Linked DNA regions of Homo sapiens: region 1 is linked to region 2. The links are chromatin loops, found by intact Hi-C in ENCODE. Cell type or tissue: GM12878. All regions are shown on one strand. Links, peaks and the distances in the headings refer to the core of each region. The heading gives the core; the rest is flanking DNA.

The links. A loop is a pair of places that touch in the nucleus more often than their neighbours do. Peaks named below come from ENCODE experiments on the same cell type or tissue, not always from the same donor. Only the 100,000 strongest peaks of a DNase experiment are listed, where the experiment ranks them.
Region 1: it touches region 2 in a loop (3-fold over the local background); 1 of 110 quality-filtered maps calls a loop at or near these places.

Annotation. Positions count from the first base shown.
Region 1 is chr4:47,506,132-47,514,398 of GRCh38, reverse strand. It overlaps ATP10D (ATPase phospholipid transporting 10D (putative)), which reads right to left. Exons shown (of 23, transcript NM_020453.4): 2 at 1,569-1,895. The coding sequence starts at 1,858. Among named protein-coding and RNA genes, the nearest start is that of ATP10D, 25 kb to the right of the region's middle. In GM12878, for the core only: a CTCF peak has its summit at 5,280; a DNase peak (open chromatin) is centred at 3,728; H3K4me3 peaks cover 534 bases; H3K27ac peaks cover 1,034 bases.
Region 2 is chr4:48,043,143-48,052,096 of GRCh38, reverse strand. No RefSeq gene overlaps it. Among named protein-coding and RNA genes, the nearest start is that of NIPAL1, 31 kb to the right of the region's middle. RefSeq lists an enhancer at 4,265-4,464. In GM12878, for the core only: no CTCF peak of the experiment used is centred there; a DNase peak (open chromatin) is centred at 4,596; H3K4me3 peaks cover 852 bases; H3K27ac peaks cover 2,968 bases.

The DNA of each region.
Region 1 (8,267 bases), core at 3,268-8,267, 540 kb after region 2:
TCAATTCTTTCCAGGTGGACCACATCTAAACCTATAGCTCTAACCTTGAACTCTGTTTCAGGTTTTTATTCCATTGGGTACACTAGATTCCAAACTCCATAAAAGAATGAAACACACATAGGGCTACATAGCCATTAATTCAACAAATTCAAATCTGTCCTTTAAACATAGCCACTATTTAATAAATGCATATGGAACATATATAGAATGAATGATGAGAATGAATGTATGTGGAATGACTAAAGAATATGGAGAATCTCTTTACTTGCATTGGCGTCTTGAATACATTTACAAAAACAAAATACTCTTCCAGCCAAGGTTCTTTTTACTCTTGTTTTTCATTTTTCTGTTAGTACTTCTGGTCATCACAGCTCAACATGTTCACATCATCTTTTTTACTCCTTTCACTGAATGTCTTACACTAAATCCACAGTATCTGTAAGAGATCACCCTTCTTTTCATTCCCACATTGTTCCAAGGTCAGGTCTCCATTACAATTCACTGGGATATATACAATGTCTTCCTAAATGTTTTCTCTGCCATCATCTCTAAGTCTTTTCATCTACCCACCACACTGCTTCCATAGTGAAATACTGACGTAAGCATGGTAATTGTGCCTGCAGACTTGGCCCTCAACTCTTTATCCTGATAGCAAGACCTCTTTCCTGGGTCACATCTATCTTTCTGACTTTACTTCCTGTTGCTCCTCAGCACAGATGTTACATGTAAGTCAGAGAACACTATTTCCCAGGCTTCAAGCAAGCCTTTTATGCTACTGCCTTTATGCCATTATTCATACTCCTTCCTCCATCTGAAATATGCTTTGCTCACACCTCTGCTTTGAATATCTCACCCACCCTCTGTTATTAAGTCAAATGTCACTTCCCCTTCTATTGCTCCAGTTACCATTATTATTTCTCTTTTTGAGGCTTTCATTCTATTTGACAGCCCTTTATAACACTCATTGCATTCCCTATGTCTTTTTGTTTTATATATGTATATATTGTGTTTCCCTAGCACAACTGCAAACTCCACAAGGAGAGGAGTGGCACTCACACTTCCATTTCCTTCAGTGCCTAAACTCACAGGAGATTGTCCATGAATGAGATATTAAGTTGAATTAGGTCACTGTTTCACCTAAACATCTGACATCTGCACTGGCTTCAGAGCTCTATTTCCTCCTATTATCAGTAAGAAAAATTTGAAATTAAAATGCGCGTGGTTTCATGGAAAGAACACTAAAGCAAGAGTAAGAAGACCCCCAGAGGCAGCCCCTGGTCTGCTACTTGACATTGGCATGACATTGGCTAAACCACAGTCAAGTCATTTCCTAACCTATAATATGTGAATTACAATATCTTTTCTGGTAAAGAGAAAACACCTTTCCAATTGGAAAGTGCTACGTGAATGGGAGGAGTCATCATTCCACAACAGATTTGTATCAAAATTGTCAAGGATGATGTCACATGTCTTAGGTTTAAGTAATATACAGGGTTATGAAAATGAAAAATATGTTATATATCAACTAGAATGATATTCTAAGGTTTTCTTCAAAAATAAAACAGTACCTGTGAAATTGTTCAAATAAATTTCTTGGCACAAAATTCAGAAGTGTGTACTTTGTTGTTCGTATTCGATTGTTCACATAGGCTCCGGAGAACTTCTCATACTCATCCTTGAAGGGCTGGATGTGGGGAACAACAATCCGGTGCCTTCCTGACAGTTTAGGGGTCTGAGAGGACTTGCGCCCACAGGCGAGCAACGAGGAATAGTTGTATGGCCCTGAATCATCATCCCTGGTTGCACCTCTGATCAGCCGTCGCCAGTGATATCTGGCCCATTGGAGAGCCTCAGTCATATCCAAACTGTGGTAAGATCCAGGTTGTGTAGCTGACCTGGCAAACAAACAAAAACCACACTTCCATGAGCTTCTGAAACGTCTCAAAGATAGTGAAATTTTAATATTTTTTCTATACCAAATAAATATATGACCCAATGGTTCAACATGTAAGGGAGAAAGTAAAAGTAGTCTTTAGAACTCCATTTTAACCAAATAAAGCATACATCTTCTGCCTCATGGGCTAAGCATCTGATCATGTTGCTTAACAAGAGACAGCACCTAAAAGGCCATTCCATAACTTGAAGCAAACAATTTGGGCTTAATTTGTGCAAGTCTCTTAACTTCTCTGATCATCAGTTTTATCATCTTTGCAATGGGCATAATGCCAGGCATGTCAGGAAATTGTTTTGAGGACTAAATGAATAACAGGTAAGTCACATAGCATAAAGTCTGATAAATCATAGGACATCAAAAAAACCCATTCTATGTGGATTACAAAAATGCCCACAAATTCTTCCTATCTCTGCAAGCATAACTCTCTGCCAATCAAGAGGTAGAGTCTTTCTCTACCTGTGGTGTCTGGGCTTGGCCATGTGCCTTGCTTCAGCTAATGTAACACTAGTAAACAAGACAGCAAATAGAGGCTTGAAAAGTGCTTGTTCACTGGAGCTTATTCTCTCTCACTGTTCTAGGAACCACTGTAGCCCACACCACATGCCTCAGTTGCCCCATTTACCACCATAGCCTCTATAAATACATAAATAACACCACTGACTGCCAACTGACCACTAACAAGCGAGTGTGCCCAGAAGGCACAAATTAGAATAAAGATGTCTCAGCTGAGCTCAGCCCGACTTGCCCACCCATCAAATTATGAATCAATAAATGTTATGTCATTAAGTTTTGGGGTGCTTTGCTACAAAACAAAATCAAACTGATAACATATTCCCTTATTTTCCTTATTTCTAAGGTTTCCTTATTTTCCAAGAAATGCAGCCCTACCTGGAGTTTGTTAATCAAAACAAAATGTGAGTTTGTTAATCAAAACAAAAATAGGAAAGAAAGGGGTTCAAGCAATTCTCATGCCTCAGCCTCCTGAATAGCTGGGATTACAGGCAGACAATCACTTTTGATGGGAAGAACAACAGCCTCTGAGTATATGTAGTTGTGCCTGGATATTGGACCCACAATAGATAGCCCGTCTTATCATGAGAGAAAATATTCATGTCAGCCTCATCGGTTTTATACTAATAATAGGAACAAGAAAAAAAAACAGTTCTTTTGGATTTTGGCCTCTAAAATATTTATTTATAGATAACTAAATCAATGAAGATTGACTGGCCAAAATAACATTTACTATCTCTTCAATATAATTTTTTAAAAGTCTGCCTCCGAAGTATATTTGAAAAGCTGGTTTTTACTTCACCAAGCATACAAAAGTGGCTTGGTTCTTTTAACTGGCTGCTCACAATGGCAGCTTGAGTTATTAATGTAGTTCATAACATATCTAGAACTCTCCCCCAGAATAAGAACATAAGATAGTGCTTTATAAGTGAATCAATAGATAACAGAAAATACTGAACATAAATACTAAGTGCTTTTCATTAGTTTCACATAATGCACATTAGGTTACCATTATGACAAATGTGACTTTTTTTAAAAGGTTGAAATCAGCACAATTTGATTTATTTCTGGAAACTTTAAAAGGAAGCATTCACTTGCCATTAAATTCTTACTAAGACATAAGAATGTTTATCCCTCTAGTGTCCACAATCTCATACAACAATCTAAATCTCACTTCCCTTTTTAAATTCTGAAATACAATTTCTTGAGAGTCCAAACAGGACTAACTAAACAAACATGAAACAAATACAGGAGGTGTTAACTTCTGCTAATTTGTGGTGTGTCTGACTAATAACCTCACGCTAGCAAACATACTTACTGGTTCACAGAAACAATCAGCTTTTTATTCCACAACCCAGACAAGAACTACATCTTTCCCCAAGTCACTCAGTTCCTAAGAAACAAGCCCATAACGACTGCAAAACATTTCATTGCAAAAGTATTTCTAGGTCTCCTTCTCTTTAGGACTTTTCAATATCTTTAAATGTACATGAGATTCTCTATTTACTCCCACATTGCCTTTCTCCTTTATTCCTTCTTTTCATTTTCAAGGAATTTTGGTGAAGATAGAATTAGGGCTGGCTCACTGCCCTCCATGGCCCCCTTCTAGAGCCTACAAGAGTCTCTCTCCTACTCTCCAAGGCTGGGCAGCTCATCATTTTGTAAGAACTCTCTCTTCAGCACTGTCATTCTCCTGAAAAGTGACCCTTGGATCAGAGGACAGATTTAAGCTAGACAGAGAAGTGCTTTGAAATGACTGAGGAGAAAAGCCTAGGCTTGGAGGTAATTAACATATGATGAAAATCCTTTCAAATTGCTAGTTTAAAATTTAAACTCTTATACTAGGCAGGAATGACCAAGGATCTATTTAGTCATCCTAGATCAGAGGCTTTTGAAATGCGTTAACTGCTCTCCCAGTAAGAAATACATTCTATGATGCAAAGTAGAATTTACACACACACACACACACACACACACACACACACACACACCCCTGAAACAAAAGTTCTATGAAATATTTCTTACCCTTACCACCTGCAATGCATACAGGGATCTTCTTTCTTCTCTCTCTCATATTAGTACTAGTTAGGATGCATTGAATTAGTTTCAAGATCCACTAATGTTAGTGTACATGTTGGTAAAAAGATACTGATAGTGTGTGGCTTCACACAAAGCTGAAATTATACATGGAAATGGATAGATCCATGTTCCTAAATAGATCCACAACCCCAAATGCAGAAAACAGACTATTACAGAATACAAAATTTCAGCTACAAAGGAGTAATAAGTTGAAGAGATCTATTGTATATTACGATGACTATGGTTAATACAGTAACAATATGTTGTACACTTGAAAATTGTTAAGAGAGTAGACCTAAAGTGTTCTCACCACAATAAAAAGTATGTGAGGTAATACATATGTTAATTACCTTGAGCTAGCCATTCCACAATACATCCACATATCAAAACATCACATTCTTCACCATAAATACATACAATTTGTATTTGTCAATTCAAAAGTTTTTAAAACAAAATTTTCCCCTTACAACCCTTTCTCCCTCAGTCAATAATGTTATACACAGAAAGCTTTTCCTATAGAAATAGGTATTTGTTCTACAGAGAGCTAAAGATAAAATATTTATAAAGATCTTTTAAATTATTTTATTTCAGTGGATGTTTTTGTAAACGAATAAAAAGAAATAATATTTTCAATGTTTGAAAATATCAGATTTAAAAAAGAAGAAGAAAACAGAATCTTATGGTAGAAAATTACTGAAAGACAGCAGTTGGACAAGAAGGCTCAGGGGAGGGCAGCACTGTGCCCACAGTAGTCAGGAAAGAGCCTTTCACTCTTTCTCTGTCACTTCCAACAAAGTTAAAAGTATGTTAGTACTTGGAGAAGCCTCTGTTATTAATAAAGCTCCACATAAATATTGAGGAAAATTTCTTTAAGATATGATAGGAAAGCAAATCAGTAAGTCATACCTCATCAAGCGTTATCACAAATCATAATATCTTAAGGCTTAGACTTCAGAGATGATTTAACACAGTGGTCACAAACCATTAGTCCTACAGCAAAATTCTACCCAATGACTTATTTTGTATCAGAGTGTCGGCAAGCACATGGTTTTGTTTTATAAACATAAATACATGTATACACACACACATATAAAAGCAAGATTTTAAAATAGAGATAAATTCACATAAAATATTGATAATTGGTTTTTCTTAAAAGAATCAAGGGAATGGTGGGCACACATCTTCATATGGTAACAGAGGTTACTATGGACCTTGACTCCAACCCTGCATTTTGCAGTTCACCCGTTTTAAATGAAGGAATGAGCACTTTGCTCACCACTTTTTGACAAATCACATTTCTTCTACTCTGTAAGTCCAGGCTCAAATATTAGCTGTACTACTTAGTAGCTACTCAGTCTTCTAACAAATAAAATGAAACACGATTAATAGTCAAGGGACATGCTATAAATAAACAATGCTCATCCTCTTCCCCACTCTCCTGTTTAAGTGTTTCTCAAGCCACAGATAAGTCAAGGGTGGGAATCTTATACATTGGGCTTAGGTCCAAAGCTTTCAATTTAAAGTTGTCCAAGTAAATGCTCAGTTCAATGTACCTATTAATGCCTGAGAAGTAGCAGCATTAGGTAGGATACAAACAGAAAACCGAACAATCAAAAAGACAGGCATGACATAAAGTGACCTTCATACTACCTAATCTCATTCTTCACCATTCTCTCCAAAACTCATCCCAACAATGTTCATGAACGAACTGTATTCCACTTGTCCTCTGTTGCCCAAGACCCCCTGATAAGAATCACTTGGGGCCCCTGTTAGTCACAGTCTCCAAAGCCTCTCCCCTGGAGATTCTGATTTAGAGGATCTGGAATGGGGTCTATGAATATGTAATTTAGTTAGTACTCCCAATGAGTTAAGGAGGTTGCAAAGCATAGTGTACACTTTGCACCTCTCCAAATGCTGCCCTCTCTTTCTGGAGGGCTGGTTAACCATATCACCCACTCACCACACCAGCCTCTATTCATCCTTGAGACTGTTTTAGCTTGACCACGGAATGAGGGAGATTGGGAGGGATCCACACAACAGACACCATAAGGTGTTCTCTGCTCTGCTCCCATTAGAACCCTGAGCATGGCTCATATGCACTTGCCATAGTGTGTTACAGATGGCTTTATTCTTCAAAGTCGGGAACATACCTAATTCCTCTCTATGCATCTGTCCAGTGCTTGGCCAAAGTTAGATGATATATAAATGTCTGTTGATCACTGAATTTTATAGAAAAGAACATAAAGACATCCCATTTCCTTTTGCATGGCTCAATCTGGCTTTTCTGCCATTAGAAGTAGGAGTGTAAGATCTAATTTTGAGAAAACAGAAGCATTCACTTTTAGCTTGTGATTGTATCATTCACCTTTATTAAGAGCAGGAATCTGCTTCTCCAGGCCTGAAAGACTCTTTCAAGAGGGCATTATTTTCTCTTCTAGTGTATTTCTAAAACCTGTAAGCAGCATAGAGTGATAAAGAGCACAGGTTCTGGAGCCAGAGGCCAATGTCAATTTCTGGCACCCCAATTTGCCAGCTTTACTTGCTCAAAGGGTTGCTATGAGGATTCAATGAGTTAATATATAAAAAGCACTTAGCACTTGTTTGACCCATAGTAAGTCCTAAGTAAGGGTTAACTACCATTGTGACTTTTTACAAAGTGTTCTCTCTATAATATTTATTCATAAATATTAGCTGAGAATTTGTGTGCACAGTATTGATACTAACAACTGTATCAATTATTCATCTATGTTTAATTTCTTAAACTGCACCTCATACTGCACCACCTGGTCACACTCTGCTTTAGTAAGTCTGCTCTTCATTTAATGGGGGAGGCTTCTAGGCAACTAACTAACTGAGGATAGCAATATTCTCTTCTCAACTGTTACTAAGAGAAAGTCCAGCAATCTAGTAGACAAAAGCTCTAATAAAGAACATGATGGGCAGCATTTTTAGAAACATCATTCATAATTCTAAGATTTAGCTCATTCCTCAAAGAGATAATTTTTCAGAGTTTTCTGCTAATAAACCAACTGGTCTCATGTTTTTTTGACCTGATGCTCTGCCAACCATAGGAACCCTGTCTTGAGAATTAACAAAAACAAACTTTGTAAAACCACATAGACAACCAGGTGCTTGAAGTTCAATGATGATCACATAACCCAAGAAAGAATGTTTTAGATCTAGATACTCTACTATCCTCAGTAATCTGCTGTCCTTAGAGGTATTGATTTACAATCTTAAAAAATTAAGTTAAAGTTTTGGAAGGAAAATGTATTACTTTTATGTAATACTCTGGAATACTCTAGTGCTTCTGTAAAGCAGGCCTGCATGATGCTAGATATTAATTTTCCCATCCAATATTTCATTTACTCACAGATTATAAAACCTGTAATTAAAGTTCTAAAATCTACAAGCTTTCAATTTTAGGTATGAAATCAGCTAAGATCAGAATTGAAGAAACATAAATCAAGCATTGCTTGGTAAGTACTAACACTTTAATAATAATTACTGTTTACAAAATACTTCCACATGCCATTTAATTTAGTTTTCACTTGATGTGGAATTTCATTTCATTTTTCAGAGAAAAAAGTAAAGTTCAAAGAATGTTTTAAAATTTTCTCAACATGTCCAATCATTGGCTCCAACTATATAATGCGATTAATATATAAAATTTTAAATAATCAAATATTCTCATGTAAAATTACATTATTTCTAATTATAGTAT
Region 2 (8,954 bases), core at 1,764-6,763:
GATAGCATTGGGAGATATACCTAATGCTAGATGACACGTTAGTGGGTACAGCGCACCAGCATGGCACATGTATACATATGTAACTAACCTGCACAATGTACACATGTACCCTAAAACTTAAAGTATAATAATAAAAAAAAAACATTATTCCAGCTAGGCATGGTGGTACACGTCTGTAGTCCCAGCTATTCAGGAGGCTGAGATAGGAGGATCACTTGTGCCCAGAAGGTCAAGGCTGCAGTGAACTGTTTGTGCCATAGCACTCCAGCTGGGGCAACAGAGCAATAACCTGTCTCAAAAAAAGGAAAAAAAACAGAAAAATTATTCCAAGAAGGAGTATAAAGCCTTCCCTAGACTTCTAAAGAGATCTGTAGCATAAAAAAAGATTCAAAACTCTTCTGTATCCAGTAGGATTTCTGAATCTGGAGGGATATATGCTGGGCCACACACAACCAATCAGCCACTTACTGTTGGCTACAAAGCGACCCATGAGGATTTAATTTTGGCCAGTCCAGCAAGCTGATTCCCTGATGTGCATATCCAGCCAAGCCTTTTTCACCCCACATATTGTCGGGACTGGTGCTTGGTTCTGGTTTGCATGTCCCCTTTACTACTGGCCTTGAACCCTCTATGGTGGGATCCAAGACGTGATGAGTGAAGAGCCTCAACTGCCCCCATGTTTGGCAGCAGAGAGAGAGAAGCTGTCTCCAACCACCCCCTCCAATTGGCCTGGGGTTCATCTTCAGATGGGCACTTGAGCCTCTCTTTTCCTCTGGAGCCACACCCCAGCTAGTTGAAGGGAGACAAAGTGGGTGAATCATACCTCTCTGGAGGCAGGGTAGCTCCATGCCACTTTCAAAACAAGACAAAACAAAATCCAATTTGAACTGGCATTTTTGGTTATTACTACCAGGCAGGGTGTGCTACTGGCATCTAGTGAGTAGAGACCAGTGATGTTGCTAAACATCCTACAAAGAGCACATACCCCCACAACAAAGAATTATCCAGCTCAAAATGTTAACAGTTCTAAGGCTAAAAGGGGTATCATTAGACCCTGTGACTGTGAAGTCCAGGGGTACAGACATTCACCCTGTTATCATCCTTCCAGCTCCATTTCTCATGTCTCAGGCTGCCTCCTCTTCCACCCCTCCCAGATGAAAAGTGGATGTTGTGGTCACATACCTTAACTTGACATACTATACTATCCAGAGGGAGAGAACGTCTCTATCCCAGCATTTCCACCAGAGTCCTGAGGTTCTCTCTGACTGGATCAGATCCACACGCCCTCCAGGAACAAATCTCTGTAGCTAGGGATATGGAATGCTTTGACTGGTTTGGACTTGGGCACATGTTTCCTCAAGAGCCACAGCTGAAATCCATTTACCTTGAAAATAGAAAATGAGAGCCATTCAGAGGGTCTGGAAAGGGGAGTGATAAATGCTGGAATGATAATCAACAAATACCAAATGCTCGTCTTTTCCCAATTCCCCTCTTGCTTTCTGGCCATTTTCCATGCAGTCCATCATCTTATCTTATCTTTTCTTTTCTTCTTTATTTTTTTTTCTTTTCTTTTCTTTTTCTTTCTTTCTTTCTTTTTTTTTTTTCAGACAAGGTCTCACTCTGTTGCCCAGGCTGGAGTGCAGTGGTGTGATCTTGGCAACCTCTGCCTCCTGGGTTCAAGTGATTCTCCTACCTCAGCCTCCAGAGTAGCTGGGATTATAGGCGTGTGCCACCACACCCAGCTAACTTTTGTATTTTTTGGTAGAGACGGGGGTTTCACTGTGTTGGCCAGGCTGGTCTCGAACTCCTGGCCTCAAGTGATCTGCCTGCCTTGGCCTCCCAATGTGTGGGAATTGCAGGTGTGACCCACTGCACCTGGCCCCACCATCTTCTCTAGTAACAAACTGGAATGCTTCAGCTATGACCTTTGTTTTTCTAATGCAAATTAGCTCAAACATGATGAGTAAGTTGGGAGAATGTTGTCAATATTTAGTGCCGGTTGGCCAGGTTCTGTTTTCTCTAGTACTTTAACATTTTGAAGTGATCTGGGGGCAAATTTTCTCAAAATTAGACAGCCTTAACAATATATGAAAATCTTAAGAAAAAGCTGACAATCCTATGCAGGTACCTTCCTTGAGTGCAAGCAGTGGTGGATTTGGTGGCTTCCACCTCATGGAGCTGTCTGGGAAAGCTGAAGATGAAGTTGAAGAATCTGCTTGGATTGGAGCAATGTGCTCGGCTTCCTCTCTGTACCTGGATCTACAACCTCACTGAGCTCACCTCCTGCTACTCTCCCATTCATCCATGCGGCCCCTGGCCTTCCTGCTGCCCGCTGCACATGCCAGCCAGTCCCTTTCATCTCAGGGCCTTTGCACCTGCTGCTGTTCCCTTTGCTGGCAATGTTTCTGGATACATGTCTCACTTCCCCATCTCCTCCAGGTCGTTGCTCAACTGTCGCCCTCTCCTTGAAGCTTTCTCTGACCACCTCCGATTAAAATCGCAACCCCACGTGGGCATTCCCTGTCTCCCTTCTCTGTATCATTGTTCTCTATAGCTCTTAACATTATATAACAAATCATACACATTTTTTTTTTACCTATTTCTTTGGTCTACTGTCTGTCTTTTATCCCCACTCTCTTTCAACTGTAACATTTGTGAGGGCAGGTATTTTTGTCTGTTGCATTCACTGTTGCATCTCTAGGTCCTAGGACAGGGCCTGGCATAGAGCTGAGCTAAGTAAGTATTAATGGCATGACCCAGTTAAATAAAAGTAGTGGGATCACCCAGAAGCTTCATTTTCCAGAGATGTGAGATCCAATCTGGTAGGCAGCCTCCTCTCGGGATTCTGGGCCAACCCATTGCATTTCTATAGAGCAATGGGCTGTTTTTTCATCTAGTTCCACGTGACAACCTCAGCTGGTCATTGTCCTTCTTCTTTTTGGTATAGATCTTACTTTTTTCAGAACAATTTGGGTTTACACACAACTTTCTGTATCTCCCTTTCTCTGTTTAAATAGACAAAGAAAAATACACTATGTTAGGGACTAATATCAGATTGATAGAAAAAAAAGACACCTGAATACATCTATGGAGAAATACAAATCCATATTTTATAAACAGATAAATACTTTGGGCTGGGCGCGGTGGCTCATACCTGCAATCCTAGCACTTTGGGAGGCCAAGGCGGGTGGATCACCTGAGGTCAGGAGTTCAAGACCAGCCTGGCCAACGTGGTGAAACCCCATCACTACTAAAAATACAAAAATTAACCAGGCGTGGTGGCAGGCGCCTGCAATCCCAGCTACTCAGGAGGCTGAGGCAGGAGAATCACTTGAACCTGAGGGGCGGGGGCTGCAGTGAGCCTAGATCATGCCACTTCACTCCAGCCTGGGTGAAAGAGCGAGACTCCATCTCAAATAATAATAATAAGAAGAAGAAGAAGAAGAAGAAGAATACTTCATAGAAGAAGCAGATTATCCTTACGTCTACAGCAGGAATGGAAGTTTCCTCACACTACTGTTAGATGTACAGACAAGCTGTAGCTCTTTTATTTTGCCTGTAACTTCTGTAGATTTCCTCATGTGTCCCTACTGGCTGGGTAGGGCTGGCGAAACTTGATTGATTTTAACCCTATAACTTTAGCTTAGTGCAATGATGAAAATATTCTCATTCAGTAAAATGGATAGGCTCTCAGGTCTTGCTTCTCCTTTTCTGTTTCTGCCCAACACAGCATCTGAGTAGAGCAGGGAAAGGGGGAACTTTATCTAGGAGTGACATTCAACATAATTAACTGATTTGACACAGACACAGACCCACTGGAGTGGATGCTAACAGCTAGCAATTAGTAGCCCTTCCAATGCAGACTGTGACTCTCAGCCCTGGCAAGGTGACCTCACAGCGGTGAAGTGAAGGGGAAGGGCTGTTTGTATTGGAGCAGTGTCTCTTGGCACCTCTGATCTCCACAACATTTCTTATCATCCTAGTTGCTGCTTATCCAGCTAGCTTTTGCAGGTGGAGCTGGTGACTGGTGTGGACTGGTCTTTCCTGACTTGGCTAGGGCACAGGAGTTCTCCCTGGCTGATTTGACCTCACCCCAGCTCTTGCTGGCACTGCAGGCTTATGGTGTAAGTTTAGACTCTGCCACAGTCTTCATTGGCCCCTCAGCCTGGGCTGCAGGTCACCTTGCTCTTGAAGGGTGAGTGCCATGTCATTTCTTTGGGAAATGATTCAACTCAGCTGCTTCCAGAGGACCATCTTGAGCACATGTGGGAGCTTCTGGGTCCTGTCCATACCACACAGGGACTGAGAATAGCTCAAAAAGCTAAAACTTTACAATTTTGCACTCCTGCCTCTACCCTCACTCCCCTGCTTAATCATGCTGTGCTGCAGAGTTTGTCCATGGCTGCTTTCCAGACAGTTCGTGGGGCAATTCCCTCCAGGAATCTGAACACAAGGCAGAATGCAAGCCTCCCTGCCCTTGCCAGTACCCTCTACCTGGCCCTCCTGCCCCTGCAGTATCTTTAACCCCTCTAATATCACTCTCCCTCTTCTGCCCGCAAACCACTGGGCTGGAGAATGTGAGTGTTTCACTTCCTCTTCCTGGTGTGGTTTTCACACACTAGAATGATCTGACAGCTTTTCAAAAATACCATTGCCCGTGTCTTACCTTCTCATCCTCCTTCATCTCCCCAGTTCTGATTTAACTGCTCTTGGGGGACCCAGGCATTGGTAGTTTTAAAACCAAGCACCCCAAGTGATTCCAATGGGCAGCCAGGGTTGAGCGTCGCTGTTCTAGGGCAGTTGTTATTAAACGTCCCTGCCTATTAAAATCTTGTGGGAGCTTTAAAAAATCCTGATGCCCAGGCTGCACCCCAGGCCAATTGAATCAAAATATCTAGGGAAGTCATTGGTATTTTTAAAGGGTCCTTGGGCTATTCCAATGGCAAATGTGAAAACTAGGGTCCTTCTAAGCCAGTTCTTCTCAAACTTTAATGCACTAATACATACAGTCACCTGGGGACCTGGTTAAAATGTAGATTCTGATTCAGGAGGTCTGTGGTGGAGCTTTAGATTTTGAATTTATAACAAGCTCTCAGATAATGACACAGGTGCTGGTCCTTGGACCATATCATTCTTCCCAGGGTGGCATTTGTCCCCCAACTCCCTTAACTAACAGGATTTCAGGAAGAGGAAAACTAGCTTGCGGGTAAATAGAAGACTTTCAAAAGGATTATACCCATAATATATGGCAACAGACAGCTTCCCAGTGGACACTGGGTTTATATTCCAAAAGTCACCTACAACTCTCTATTCTTCATGTTTTGGAAGGCTAAAATACTCAATTTTGAGGGCCCTCTCATAGCAAGCATACCACATGAGAAAGTTCCATGTAGTGAGATATAGCTAGAAGTGCCTGGGGAGGACTTCCTTTCCCAAATACAAAGCCCAGGTCTTAATAGAAGGAAAAAATTTTTTGTGTCTTCCTGCTTGGAATATGGCTTTGGGACCTGGAAGTAGAGCACCCATCTGTGACTCTGAGGAAACGGGCATGAAGATGAAGTCCTGGAGACAGGGTTGCCAAATAAAATATGAGACAACTGGTAAATTTGAATTTCAGATAAATAATGAATCATTTTTTAGTGTATGTGTTGTGGTCACCCTCTATATTGTCATCAACCCCAGAAATGGATGAACCCCTTACCCCAAATTTGGTTCAAAGATTGGGATTATTGATGCCATACCCCAAGAGGATATGAAAAGGTTTATGACTCAAATAATGAGGCTTTCTGAGGAGCACAGGGCAGGCTCCCAAGCAGGTCTGAAAATAGGTTGAGCAAGTGGGGAGGGCAGGCTGCCTTGGGGTTTTATGAAAGGGCTGAGGCCGGTGTGGTTTGAACTTCCAGCTGGCACGGAGGAAGGGAATTACTTTGACTTTCTTATCGTCTTGTCCAGGTGTAGGGAAGAAGGGGCAGGGGTGTGCTGGGGCTTGCAAGTTGTCAGCAAATATGGAAAACAAAGTCAGACTCTTTATTACCATAACTATGTTACAAATATTTTATGGGACATGCTTATACTAAATTTTTTCCATTCTTTATCTGAAATTCAGGTTTAACTGGATGTCCTAACCTGTGTTTTTATTTGCTAAATCTGGCAGCTCCACCTATGAAGTAGAAAAATAGAAGCCTGGTCCCTCCTAGTGATCTTCAGATGCTGCACTGATTCTGAGTTGCCCACTTCCAGACTTGTTATATGAGACAAGGCATTGGTGGTTTTAAAACCAAGCACCCCAGAAATCAGAGTGCTTTATTTAAGTCTTAAGAAATAGGACTTAAGTCTTATTCCTAAATGTTGCATTTCTGCTGACTCTTCTGATGGCAGCTAGTGGGCTATCCAATTCCACTTAGAAATCTTTATCAAGCCCTTAATTATACTGATGACTCTAATAGGAATGGCTATTGTGGATGCCAAGGACAGCACTCAAATGCAGCTTTGCTGCTTCCTAGCTTCCTAAGCTCTTCACCAACTTGTGCCTCCTCTTCTGTAAAATGGGCATGATAACCCATATTTCACAGAGTTGTTAGAATTAAATAAGATTGTGTGTATGAGATACTTAGAACAGTCTCAGTACTTGATAAGTCTTAGCTAATATGTACTTATTTATTTGAATTAGTTGAATTGCTTGCAGTAAAAATGTTATGGACTGAATGTGTCCCTTGTTTCACCCAACCAAATCCATTATATTGAGATCCTAAGCTCTAATTCGATGGTATTTAAGATGGGGCCTTTGGGAGGTGATTAGGATCAGATGAGGTCCTGAGGGTGGAAACTTCTTGATGGGATTAGTGCCCTGATAAGAAGAGATGTCAGAGGCTGTGCACAGTGTCTCACACCTGTAATCCCAGTACTTTGGGAGGCCGAGGTGGGTGGATCATGAGGTCAAGAGACTGAGACCAACCTAGCCAACGTGGTGAAACCCCATCTCTACTAAATGTACAAAAATTAGCTGGGTGTGATGGCGCAAGCCTGTAGTCCCAGCTACTCAGGAGGCTGAGGCAGGAGAATTGCTTGAACCCAGGAGGTGGAGGTTGCAGTGAGCTGAGATCACGCCACTGCACTCTGGCCTGGCGACAGAGTGAGACTCCGTCTCAAAAAAAAAAAAAAAAAAAGATGCCAGAGAGCTTGCTCTAGTCTCCTTCCCAGCTCCCCCACAGCAATAAGGCGGCTATCTGCAAGCCAAGAAGAGAGCCTCACCAGAACGGAAACTTGCAGGTGCCTAATCTTGGACTTCTAGCCCCCAGTGCTGTGGGAAATTTCTGTTGTTTAAGCTACCTAGTTTATGGTATTGTGTTAATGGCAGCTCAAGCTGACTAACGTAAAGATATTCTATGTCAATTTTCATGTAAATATCTTAGGTATGTTATTAATAACATTGTTGAATTCGCTATGTTTTTCAAGAAAGTATAACTATCATTGTTGGGGGAGGGTGGGAGCAGATTATGTACCTTATTTCAGAGATGGTCAAAATCTAAGAAATTGAGAACAACCACAACCACAGAATGTGTATATCATTATTTCAGCACTTTTTTTGAAAGGAACTCTGAAATTGGGATGTGACTTCTAATAGGCGAGGTCTTAGATTAGATCTGTGGTTTTCAACCCTAGTTGCATATTCAAATCATCTGGGGAGATTTTAACAAATATTGTTATCTTGATCCTACCCTCAGATGTTCTATTTAATTGGTCTGAGGTGGGGCCCAGGCATGAATCAGACAGACCTAAGGAATAGGTAAGTTAATTAATTAATTTGTTTGTTTGCTTGAGACAGAGTCTCACTCTGTCACCCAGGCTGGAGTGCAGTGGTGCAATCTTGGCTCACTGCAACCTCTGCCTCCCGGGTTCAAGTGATTCTCCTGCCTCAGCCTCCCAAGTAGCTGGGATTAAAGGCGCCTGCCACTATGCCCGGCTAATTTTTGTATTTTTAGTAGAGACAGGGTTTCGCCATGTTGGCCAGGCTGGTCTCGAACTCCTGACCTCAGGTGATCTGCCTGAGTAGATCTCCCAAAGTGCTGAGATTATAGGCATGAGCCACCGCCCCAACAGGAATAGGTAATTTTAAAGTAGATTTTAAAACCCTCTGCAGGTGAAGGTAAATGTATAGCCAGGGCCAAAAACATTAGATTAGATAAAATACTTTATGTACAAATGTTTACTCTGGGTTGAGGCTTCTTGTGAGGTTTATTAAAAAGTGGATCACAGGGAGAAAGATTCCCCTCAATGCTGATGACTAACAGCTTTTCAACAGGCTATCGCTGGTTAACTTCACATGTTTTAGCTAGTTTCCCTGCTAGTTCACTGATGGACAAGGGTTAAAAGCAGTTGTGTCAGCCACCAGAATAGCTATGGATCAAAGCTAAGTAGAGCACAGGGAATACAACGCTATGTAACAGAGAGCCAGAAACCCATCAGGGAGCTTGTGGCTTCTCCTTACTTGATTTCAATAGTACCAGGACTCTGGAACAAAATACTAGAGGTGCTGAGAAACTGGTGGAATTCTACACTATGTATCTCATCAGGAGGCTGTGCTATATGCAGAATTCCATGAAACCTTAGCAAAGAGCCAGAGATTCAAGTATTTCAAAAGGGGATTTTTTATTGTGTGGAGTCTGCTGGTTGATTAGAGAAATGACAATCAGGTGAGTATATTTCTGACTAAAGGCAGTGATATCTGGTCTGTTTGGTAATGAAATTGAGCATGTTTCTGCTTAGCTACATATTTTGCCTCTCGCCCTTTATATTCTCATTCATGATGATGAAGTCACCTTTCAGAGACACCAGACACATACATGTGTTTGATGGCAGTGTTTATTCTTCACTCTGTTGGACTGTGAATTGTTTAGATATTGTGAAAGTAGATCACATGTTTACATTGCAGGTATCTCCTTTCTCCAGCCCCT